3 separate regions of the Homo sapiens genome follow, and all the other regions are linked to region 1. Evidence: chromatin contacts called from ENCODE Hi-C or POLR2A ChIA-PET data. All regions are on one chromosome and are shown on one strand. Each heading gives the region's core, a stretch centred on a gene start or an enhancer-like site at or near the end of the contact. The rest is flanking DNA. Distances are from core to core; before and after follow the strand shown. Region 1 holds the start of DINOL (damage induced long noncoding RNA). Region 2 holds the start of BRPF3 (bromodomain and PHD finger containing 3). Region 3 overlaps PI16 (peptidase inhibitor 16).

What was found. Hi-C counts contacts between places; a loop is a spot of excess contacts on that map. ChIA-PET counts read pairs that join two places held with the same protein, here RNA polymerase II (POLR2A). Pooled maps may share reads with other maps.
Region 2: a loop to region 1 is called in a map of B cell, with 8 times the contacts of the local background. The contact joins the promoter of BRPF3 here to the promoter of DINOL in region 1. A Hi-C loop is called at or near these places in 2 of 168 maps with a recorded cell type or tissue (B cell and naive thymus-derived CD4-positive, alpha-beta T cell) and 7 of 50 pooled maps. POLR2A ChIA-PET finds 5 or more read pairs at or near these places in 3 of 52 experiments (AG04450, GM10248 and HepG2).
Region 3: a pooled map shows a loop between it and region 1 (2.5-fold over the local background). The contact joins the enhancer-like site here to the promoter of DINOL in region 1. A Hi-C loop is called at or near these places in 1 of 50 pooled maps. POLR2A ChIA-PET finds 5 or more read pairs at or near these places in 2 of 52 experiments (HEK293 and SK-N-SH).

What each region holds. Positions count from the first base shown.
Region 1 is chr6:36,677,185-36,679,933 of GRCh38, reverse strand. DINOL (damage induced long noncoding RNA) reads left to right here and starts at 1,375. Exons shown (of 1, transcript NR_144384.1): 1 at 1,375-2,325. It overlaps CDKN1A (cyclin dependent kinase inhibitor 1A), which reads right to left and starts at 1,220. Exons shown (of 3, transcript NM_000389.5): 1 at 1,136-1,220. RefSeq lists enhancers at 339-926, 938-1,127, 2,320-2,749 and a silencer at 1,178-1,407.
Region 2 is chr6:36,195,372-36,198,120 of GRCh38, reverse strand. BRPF3 (bromodomain and PHD finger containing 3) reads right to left here and starts at 1,377. Exons shown (of 13, transcript NM_015695.3): 1 at 1,151-1,377. BRPF3-AS1 (BRPF3 antisense RNA 1) reads left to right here and starts at 918. Exons shown (of 3, transcript NR_187147.1): 1 at 918-2,084. RefSeq lists an enhancer at 623-672 and a silencer at 1,023-1,762.
Region 3 is chr6:36,962,609-36,965,357 of GRCh38, reverse strand. It overlaps PI16 (peptidase inhibitor 16), which reads right to left. Exons shown (of 7, transcript NM_153370.3): 5 at 1,746-2,423; 6 at 1,396-1,535; 7 at 521-972. The coding sequence ends at 1,414. Among named protein-coding and RNA genes, the nearest start is that of PI16, 9.2 kb to the right of the region's middle. RefSeq lists enhancers at 1,088-1,712, 1,713-2,338. Within about 2 kb of position 1,322, at least 8 of the 41 ENCODE cell types and tissues checked have a DNase peak (open chromatin) inside an H3K27ac peak, as active enhancers do.

The DNA.
Region 1 (2,749 bases), core at 126-2,625:
GGGAAGCCCTGAGCCCCCGAGGCAGCTGATAGAGGCCCTGAGCAGCGTCGTGCCCCCCAGACCCCCCACCCCTCAAAGACATGAACCCTCCCCGCCTCCCATCCAGGCGTGGGCTCCGCTCCCGCCCCGGAGTCCAGCGCCCCGACCCGAGGACAGGCTGGGCCGCGATTCTCCCGGCCGCGGTGGGAAAGAGGTAGAGGAGACCCTTGCCCTTCCCCGACTGACAGGCTGGTTAGAGCCCGCCCAGAGCAGGGCCGTGACTCCCCGACCCCTACAGCGCGCCGCGGAGCGGGGACCCGACGCGGTGTCCCGGACCTCCAGTGCCCGGCTTCCTTGGGAACAAACTGTTCCAGCCAAATAGGTCACTGTGCCGATGGGAGGACGGAGACCGCGAAGGGGCAGGGGAGAGGGCTTCTGGAGTCCCGCTGTACCCCATCCCGGGCGGGGTTCTGACCTCATACAGTCCGTTCCCTGGGGTCTCCTTGTCACAGTGAGTCACCTCCTCGCTAGTCCTTAGGGGACGGGTCCTGGCACATTCCCAAGGGCCAGGAAACAGCCCGCGCTGACCTCAGCGCTCAGCCAGGTGGTGGACACAGTGGCGTAAAGGACCTGAACCTGGGACCTGGGCCAGGGCGGCGCAGATTGGATCCCAGAGCCACCCGGGACCGATCCTAGACGAACTTACTCCACTCCGCTTTCCTCGCCCTTCCTGGGCCCCTCCAGGGACACGGACTTCATCCCCACGCCGCGAGCAAACTGCGCCTGGGGCCTGGAGCCAACCGCAGCCAAAGGCGAGCTCCCAGAACGGTCCCGTCCACGCCCTCCCTCGCCCCAGCTGGGTTTCCAGGGGCGGGGAGCGTGACCAGGGATTCCTGTACTTGTAATCCCGCTCTCCGCCCCGGGGTCTCCGGCACATCCCGACTCTCGTCACCCGCGCACTTAGAGACACCGTGTGCGCAAGCCGAGCGCGCACCGACCCACGCCCGTCATTCACCTGCCGCAGAAACACCTGTGAACGCAGCACACACCCGCGAACACGCATCCTCGCGGACACGCAGGGACACACGCGGGCACGCTTGGCTCGGCTCTGGGCCGCCGGCCCGGGGTCCCCTGTTGTCTGCCGCCGCTCTCTCACCTCCTCTGAGTGCCTCGGTGCCTCGGCGAATCCGCGCCCAGCTCCGGCTCCACAAGGAACTGACTTCGGCAGCTGCTCACACCTCAGCTGGCGCAGCTCAGCGCGGCCCTGATATACAACCGCCCCGCCCGGGCCCGCCTCAAGGAGGCGGGACCCGCGCTCGGCCCACCGCGCCGCCCGGGACCGCCCTCCCCGGGGCCCAGGCTCCTGGCTGCCCAGCGCCGAGCCAGCTGAGCCTGGCCGAGTTCCAGCAGGCCAGCCGGTCCCGGAACCTCGCGTGCTGCAGGAGGGCACTTCCCTCCTCCCCCAGTCCCTCGCCTGCGTTGGTGCGCTGGACACATTTCCCCACGAAGTGAGCCACAAATCTGGCTTTTTTTACTTGGAGAATGAGTTGGCACTCTCCAGGAGGACACAGCACTGTTAGAATGAGCCCCCTTTCTGGCTCACCGCTGACCCACTCTGGCAGGCAAGGATTTACCCAATGCAGCTGAAAAGATCAGGAGGATGACATTAATACATAAAAATTCATAAATTATAAAAACGATGCACCTCTCTGCAATTTCCAGAAAAGCCCCACAATATCACCTCTATTCCCACTGATCCCTCACTAGGTCACCTCTCCCAGAAGCACCTGGAGCACCTAGACACCCCAACAAAGCATCTTGAGGCCAGAATGATTTTTCAGTCCCGTTTATTTCACAGATGAGGAAATTGAGGTCCACTGAACTTAAGTATACAAAGTTGTTGATTGTCACATGCTTCCGGGAAGGAGGGAATTGGAGAGACTACCAAAAAAGGGCAACCTGATCTCCAGGGAAACAGAAGAATTGGACATTGAACCAATCTCCCTACACCCTACACTCACCTGAACAGAAGAAATCCCTGTGGTTGCAGCAGCTTTGTTGGCCAGGAAGGGGAGGATTTGACGAGTGAGTTGTCTGTCTCCTGAATACTCCCCACATAGCCCGTATACACTGCTGGGGAAACTGGGGCTCAGAGAAGTCTGGTGACCTAACTCAGATCATGCAGCAAAGAAATGACTATAGTTGGAACACAGGACTTTTGCCTCCTGCCCGGGGCTCTCTGCTTGTCATCCTTTATTTCTGTGGCTCCAAAATGACAAAAATGCCAAATAACCCTCATTTGCAGATGGTTTATGGAGATGACATAAATAAAGGACAATTCTGGAAGTGTCTACTGGTTCTTCTGACAGACACAGAAATGAGTGATGTGTCTATCCGCTCCCATCTACCTCACACCCCTGACCTCCCCTGGACTTCACCTTTGCCTCCTTTCTGTGCCTGAAACATTTGCAGTTTTGCTTTTAAAAAATTGCAGAGGATGGATTGTTCATCTGAACAGAAATCCCACTAAAAAACAGAACCCAGGCTTGGAGCAGCTACAATTACTGACATCTCAGGCTGCTCAGAGTCTGGAAATCTCTGCCCAGACATGCCCAGTCTTCTTCCTCTAACGCAGCTGACCTCGGGGAGGACAGGCTTCTTTCTCCTCTGCTGTGGGGATGGGAGCCCAGGTAGGGGTGGGAGGACACAGTAGCAGACCCCCTTGGCCTGCCTCGCCCTGGAGTCAGGCCAGGATTGTGGCTAAACCCCA
Region 2 (2,749 bases), core at 128-2,627, 480 kb after region 1:
GAGGCCCTTGGCTACTGGATTCCTTACAAATGCCAAGTCCCTGGGGGCAGACAGGGCCAACAGACCTGCTTCATCACCCACCCCTCCAAAGGCACCGAGGCCCTAGAAGAGGTGAGAACATCTGCCTCCACACCGACCCCAAACAGCGCAGACAGGCGGTGCGGCGCCCACTTTCATGAAAGCCGCTCCATCTTCTCCTTCCCCACCTGCCACCTCCTCGGCTGCTCAAGCATCTCTCGACCATGCAAGACTCTACACAGACGTGTTTTGTCCCACCCACGCCTCCAGACACCGGGGAGAAACTCTAGAGGGGGAAGGGACTGCTGATGAGGGAAATGAAAAGAGTTTCGCCCACAAGGAGCTTACAGTCTAGACGAGTTTTTTGGCGGGAGTTTCTCAACCTACACAGCCCTTCCCACATACACACCTCCAAAATATCTCCAACAACCCCCGCCCCCCCAGATTTCCCCTCGGCACCCCCTGACCCCTCGCTCACCCACCCCATCCAGGTCCCCGAAGAATGAGGAGCTTCTGCAATTAGACTGTATCCCCTGCACCTCACACAAGATACTCAGGAGACAAGGAGGACCCCAGCCAAGGCTCCTGCTCCTTTAAGGGGGCACCTCTTCCAGAAGAATCTTGACCCCTCGGAGAAGAAAGGAGGGAAATAACATCTCCTCAGAGGGGAGGGGCGAGCGCACCAGAGACAGCCTGACGTGGAGTCCGACCCTCAGACAGAGAAAGCGAGCGCCAGCGAATGAGCGGGGCGGAGAGGCGAGAACCCATTGGCTGCGTCACCTGCCCGTCAGAGGGACCCAGGGGACCTAGGGCCGCTCAAGGGGCGGGACTCTCGTCTGGCCAGGCCAATTGGAAGGCGTGGCGGGGGCGGGGCTTAGCGGCTCGGAATCCAGGGCTGGGGGGGGAGACAAGATGGCGGCTGCGGGAGGGGGTCCTCGCTTCTCAGCTCCCCCGCTCACCCGCCTTCTCCTTCCCTGCCGCCGCCCTCGCTCCAGGAGAGAGCTTTCGCACCGCCCCCGCCCTGCTCGGAAAGCCCCCCGCTTCTCCGGTTTCCCCCCGTGCAGTCCCTGGTCCCCGAAGGCCCCGATGCCCCCGCCCCCGCTCTGTCCGGCCCCGCTGCCGCCCCCATTACCTCAGCCGCCTGCCCGGCCCCACCGTTCGGGGCCCCTGGGCGCGGGCGGGCAGGCCGCCGAGCAGGTCGGCGCGGCCCGGGAAGCGGAGCGCGGTCTTCTCCCGCGCCTGCCTCCGTGGCCTCCGCCGTGCCCCCTCCCGGCCCGCGCTGGGGCCCCGGCCCGGCCGCCGCCGCCGCTCCCGGGGGAGGAGGGGGAATGGAGCCGCCGCTGCTGCCGCTGCCGCCACGGAGCCCGGCCGAGGGGAGGGAGGGATCAGCCCCCAGGCAGGATCCGCCCCTCCGGCCTCCCCCCGCCACCTCCACCCCTTCCCTCGCTCCCTCCCTGACTCTGCGGGCTCTCCCGCTGAACAGGAGCGAGAGCGCGAAAGAGGGGGAAACGGGAAAAAAATCCCCCCGCCCGTGCCTGGCGCGGCGGCGGCCGGGGCGGTGCGGAGAGGAGCGCGGAGGCGCCGCCGCCGCCGCCACGGGGCACCATCCCCGGCTCGGCCTCACGGTGGCGGTGCGGGCGCGGCGGGGACACCGAGCAAGAGACCGGGTCTGCGCCCGCCGCGATCCCTGCGCACCACGGCCCTGCCCGCCACGGGGCGAGCCCGATAAGAGGGCTGTGGACGTTCGGGTCTAGTTGGGAGAGACAGGGGTCCCTGACTCTTGAGCGGTCAGTCATTTCCTCCCCAGTCCTTGTGGGTGACGTGGCTACGGTTTGGAGCAGCAAGCCCCCTCCCCGAACTAAAGGGCCTCTCCAAAGGTTAAGCCAGGGCAGTCATTGAGGTCAAAACCAATATGTAGTTTCTTGACTGCAGGTGCCTGCACGACTCCCAGAAAGTCGCGTCTCCCCTAACCCCCATGCCCAGGACCTGAGGACAAAGGTCTAGCGATTGTCCATCCCCTCCCCCAGTGAGGACAGCCGGGAAAGACCTGCCTTTGTTGTGTACAGGTGAGCGTCTTGTTCCGCACCACACATCTTTTAAAAAAAAAAAAAAAAAATCTGACTTTCCGTTTAAAAGGAGTAAACAAAAGTTTGACAGTCTGCTTAAGCATGCCTGGTAACTCGTCTGTCACTGTGGGCATGGGAAACACTTTAAACCTGACTTGGTTAATTTAATGCATTAGGCGGCTTTCTAAAAGATGCTTGACAAATGGCAGCATCAGACCAAACTGGCTTTTGTTTTGATCTAAAAAAACAAAAAAATAAAGAAAAGGGCTCCATTGCCACCCCCTTTTGCCTGTAAACTGGAAAGCTTACCTCATGTGACTGAAGTCTTAAGCACCAATACATAATGATGTTTATAAAGGACGTATGGATAAGCTGCCTGTAAATGTGAAGGTGAGTGACAGTTTGAAAGTGTTTCCTCTGCTGGCACTTGTGGTGTAGCTGGTGAGACTCAATTTCTTTCTTGGTTCTGATGATCAAGGACATGTATTCTAGAGTCAGAAGGATGAAGGATAAAGTCTTAGGATCCAAATTTTCTGAATGTTTAAAGTGAACATACTGCTACTTTGGAAGTATAGATGTTATACTAAGGAATTTAAATATAGAGAGTTTCAAATTCAAAAGTTTGATTAAGGAAGCTAATTTGTTTCCAAGTAAATAGCATCTTC
Region 3 (2,749 bases), core at 73-2,572, 290 kb before region 1:
TGTTTGACTGCTCACCTTCCAGCGGTGGTCTGGAGACTTGCTCTGCCCCTCCCTACCACCCAAGCCACCCTCAGTCATCCACCACTGCTACCCCAGCATATGTGTGCTTTCCTGATCCTCAGCACCTCTGGACAGTCCTGCTTTGCTCCCCTGGGGAGGGTCTGGGACTCCAGATCCCTTTCTTAGGACTCTTCCAAGCACCTGGGGCTGGCAGAGCCTTGCCTGATGTACATTTCTGACCTTGTGTCCCAGACAGGCCTGGATAGCAGCGCCCCCGTGAAGAGGCCGCATGCCATGCTTTGATCCTGGGCTCCAAACCTACCTAGGCCCCACTGGTGACTCCTGAAGCTGGGGGAGTCAGCCCAGCACCCTTGGCCTTCCTTTGGCTCTTCCCCTTCCTGCCTGCCACCTGTGATTAGGGGGAGGCGAGAGTTATAGGAAGGAAATGAAGGGTGGGTCCCAAAGAGGAGACACTAAATGGAGTGTTTTAGAGGAGGGGGATGAGAAAGAGAAGGAATAGTTGCCACAGGTTGGACAGGTTTTTATTGGAGAGTCAGGAGTTACTTTCCTTCCCTCGTCCCTGCCTCCCCCACTCAAAGAACCCCACTCCAGTGGGGCTTGTCCTTCATCTGCCCCTAGGAATCCCCATCCCCAGCTACACAGGCACTCAGGGAGAGCGCACATGCTGTGTGGGCAGACAGCCCCAGGCCAGGTAGGCAGTGAGCTCCCTCAAATCCTCCCACCCCCAGGACTCAGGAGGGAGGGGCAGGAGAGGTGTGGGCCCGGTGTGCAGTCCTCAGGCGGCCTCCTGAGCTCGCAGCCAGCCAGGCCTTGTGCCTCCAGGATGGATGGTGTGATGAGGCACATGCCCCGTAGCCTTTCCCTTCCGGAGGGCCTTAACCAAGAAGTATCTTGTTTAGGGGCTGGGGACAGGGTGGGGAAGATGACAGGAGGACAGCTGACCTCTTCACCCTGAGAAGGCAAGAGGCACTTCTGGGGAACAGTCCTGGACTCAGATGGCTCAAGGAAGAGGCCAGGGGACTGGGAGGGGCCCGGGGGTTCCTGGGAAGCCTGAGATCCTCTGTCTGGGAGAGAAGCTGATGGCCACAGGACAACCTGAGAGTGGGCACATGTAAATACCGCTCAGAACAGTCTGCAGCCAGCTGAAGGATGGGCCTACCCAGAGCCAAGGCACTCCTGGGGCAGTGCCAGGGGCTGGCCCTGTAGACGCCTCCCAGGAGGACAAGAGTGCTGGCCTGGAATCTGGCCAGAAGTTGGGGTGAAGGGGGGCTGCTGGGCCACAGAGCAGGACCTGCCCAGGAAGCTGTGGTCTCTCACTTGGAGGAAGACAATCCAGGTGGGTATGAGGCCAGGGCCCCCCTCACCAGGCCTTGCCTTTGAGTGGTATCCCCTTCAGAAGATTCCAGCCAACACCAGAGGAGGCAGGAGCAGTAGTCCCAGGAGAGGGCCCCACACATGACCAGGGCCCGAGTTCAGCCCTGACACGACGCTAGGCTTGTCAGGGCCCTCTGCACCTGTGGGAAGAAAGAGGCTTTGCCTCAGCCTAGAGACAGCTGTGCCTGATGTCCCGCCCACCCCACCATGCAAGGAGGTGGGGCAGCAGCCAGGGAGGAAGCTCCTACTCAGAGGGTGCATGCCCCACCATGCTCATACCACCTATGCTGGGGCAGGATACTGACATTCCAGAGCCAGGAGGAAAGTGGGACAGATGCTATGGGCCTTACCTGGCAAGGACGACTGCAGAGCCAGGGCACGCCCACCCGTGGCATTAGCGGTGGCAGAGGTATTGGGGAAATTGGGCAGGGACTTGGAGGAGGTGTGCCCCGTGTGGTCCAGTGTGGCCTGCAGCTCACCTGGCTTGTCCTGGGCTGGAAAAACTGAGGCCAAGACCTCACTGGAAGGAGGCAACTCAGCCTCAGCCTCAGCCTCCTCCTGGGCATGGGGTAGGAGTTCCCTTGCCCCTGTCAGGGACATCTTGGGGTCCAGAGAGTTCTCTGGGCTCCTAGAGGGCACTTTTGTTTTGTCTGTCACTTTGTCTGCTGATTTTGGGATAGGAACATGGGTCGATTTGGGGAAGGTAACTGGCTCCTCATCCAAGGAGGGCAGGCTGTGAGCTGCCAAAATGGAAGGGACCTCAGTTGTTACGCAAGGTGGAGCCTCTGTTGCCATGGAGGGCGGGTCTTTCGTTGCTAAGGAAGTTGGGGCCTGGGTTTCCACAGCAGGCAGAGCCTTGGTTGCCAGGGAGCCTGAGACCTCTGTTACCAAGAAAGCCGGAATCCCCGTTGCTAGGGAAGAAGGAGTACCCATTTTCCTAGAGTCTGATGCTTCAGTCGCCCGGAAGGATGGGGCCTCAGTTACCAGGTAAGGCAAATCCTGAGCATCTTCCGGGCTTCCGATGGGTTCTGATAAGACAGACGAGAACGGGCATGAGTGCTGCAAGCAGGACCCCACATCTCTCATGGCACTGCAAACCAAGTGACGCGACCAAATGTCCTACCAGGACACACAAACACACACATACACTTCTCCAGCTGATATGCCCCTCATTGAAAATAAAAGTTACAAGCCGGGCGCGGTGGCTCACGTCTGTAATCCCAGCACTTTGGGAGACTGAGGCAGGTGGATCACCTGAGGTCAGGAGTTCGAGACCAACCTGACCAACATGGAGAAACCCCATCTCTACTAAAAATACAAAATTAGCCAGGCGTGGTGGCGCGTGCCTGTAGTC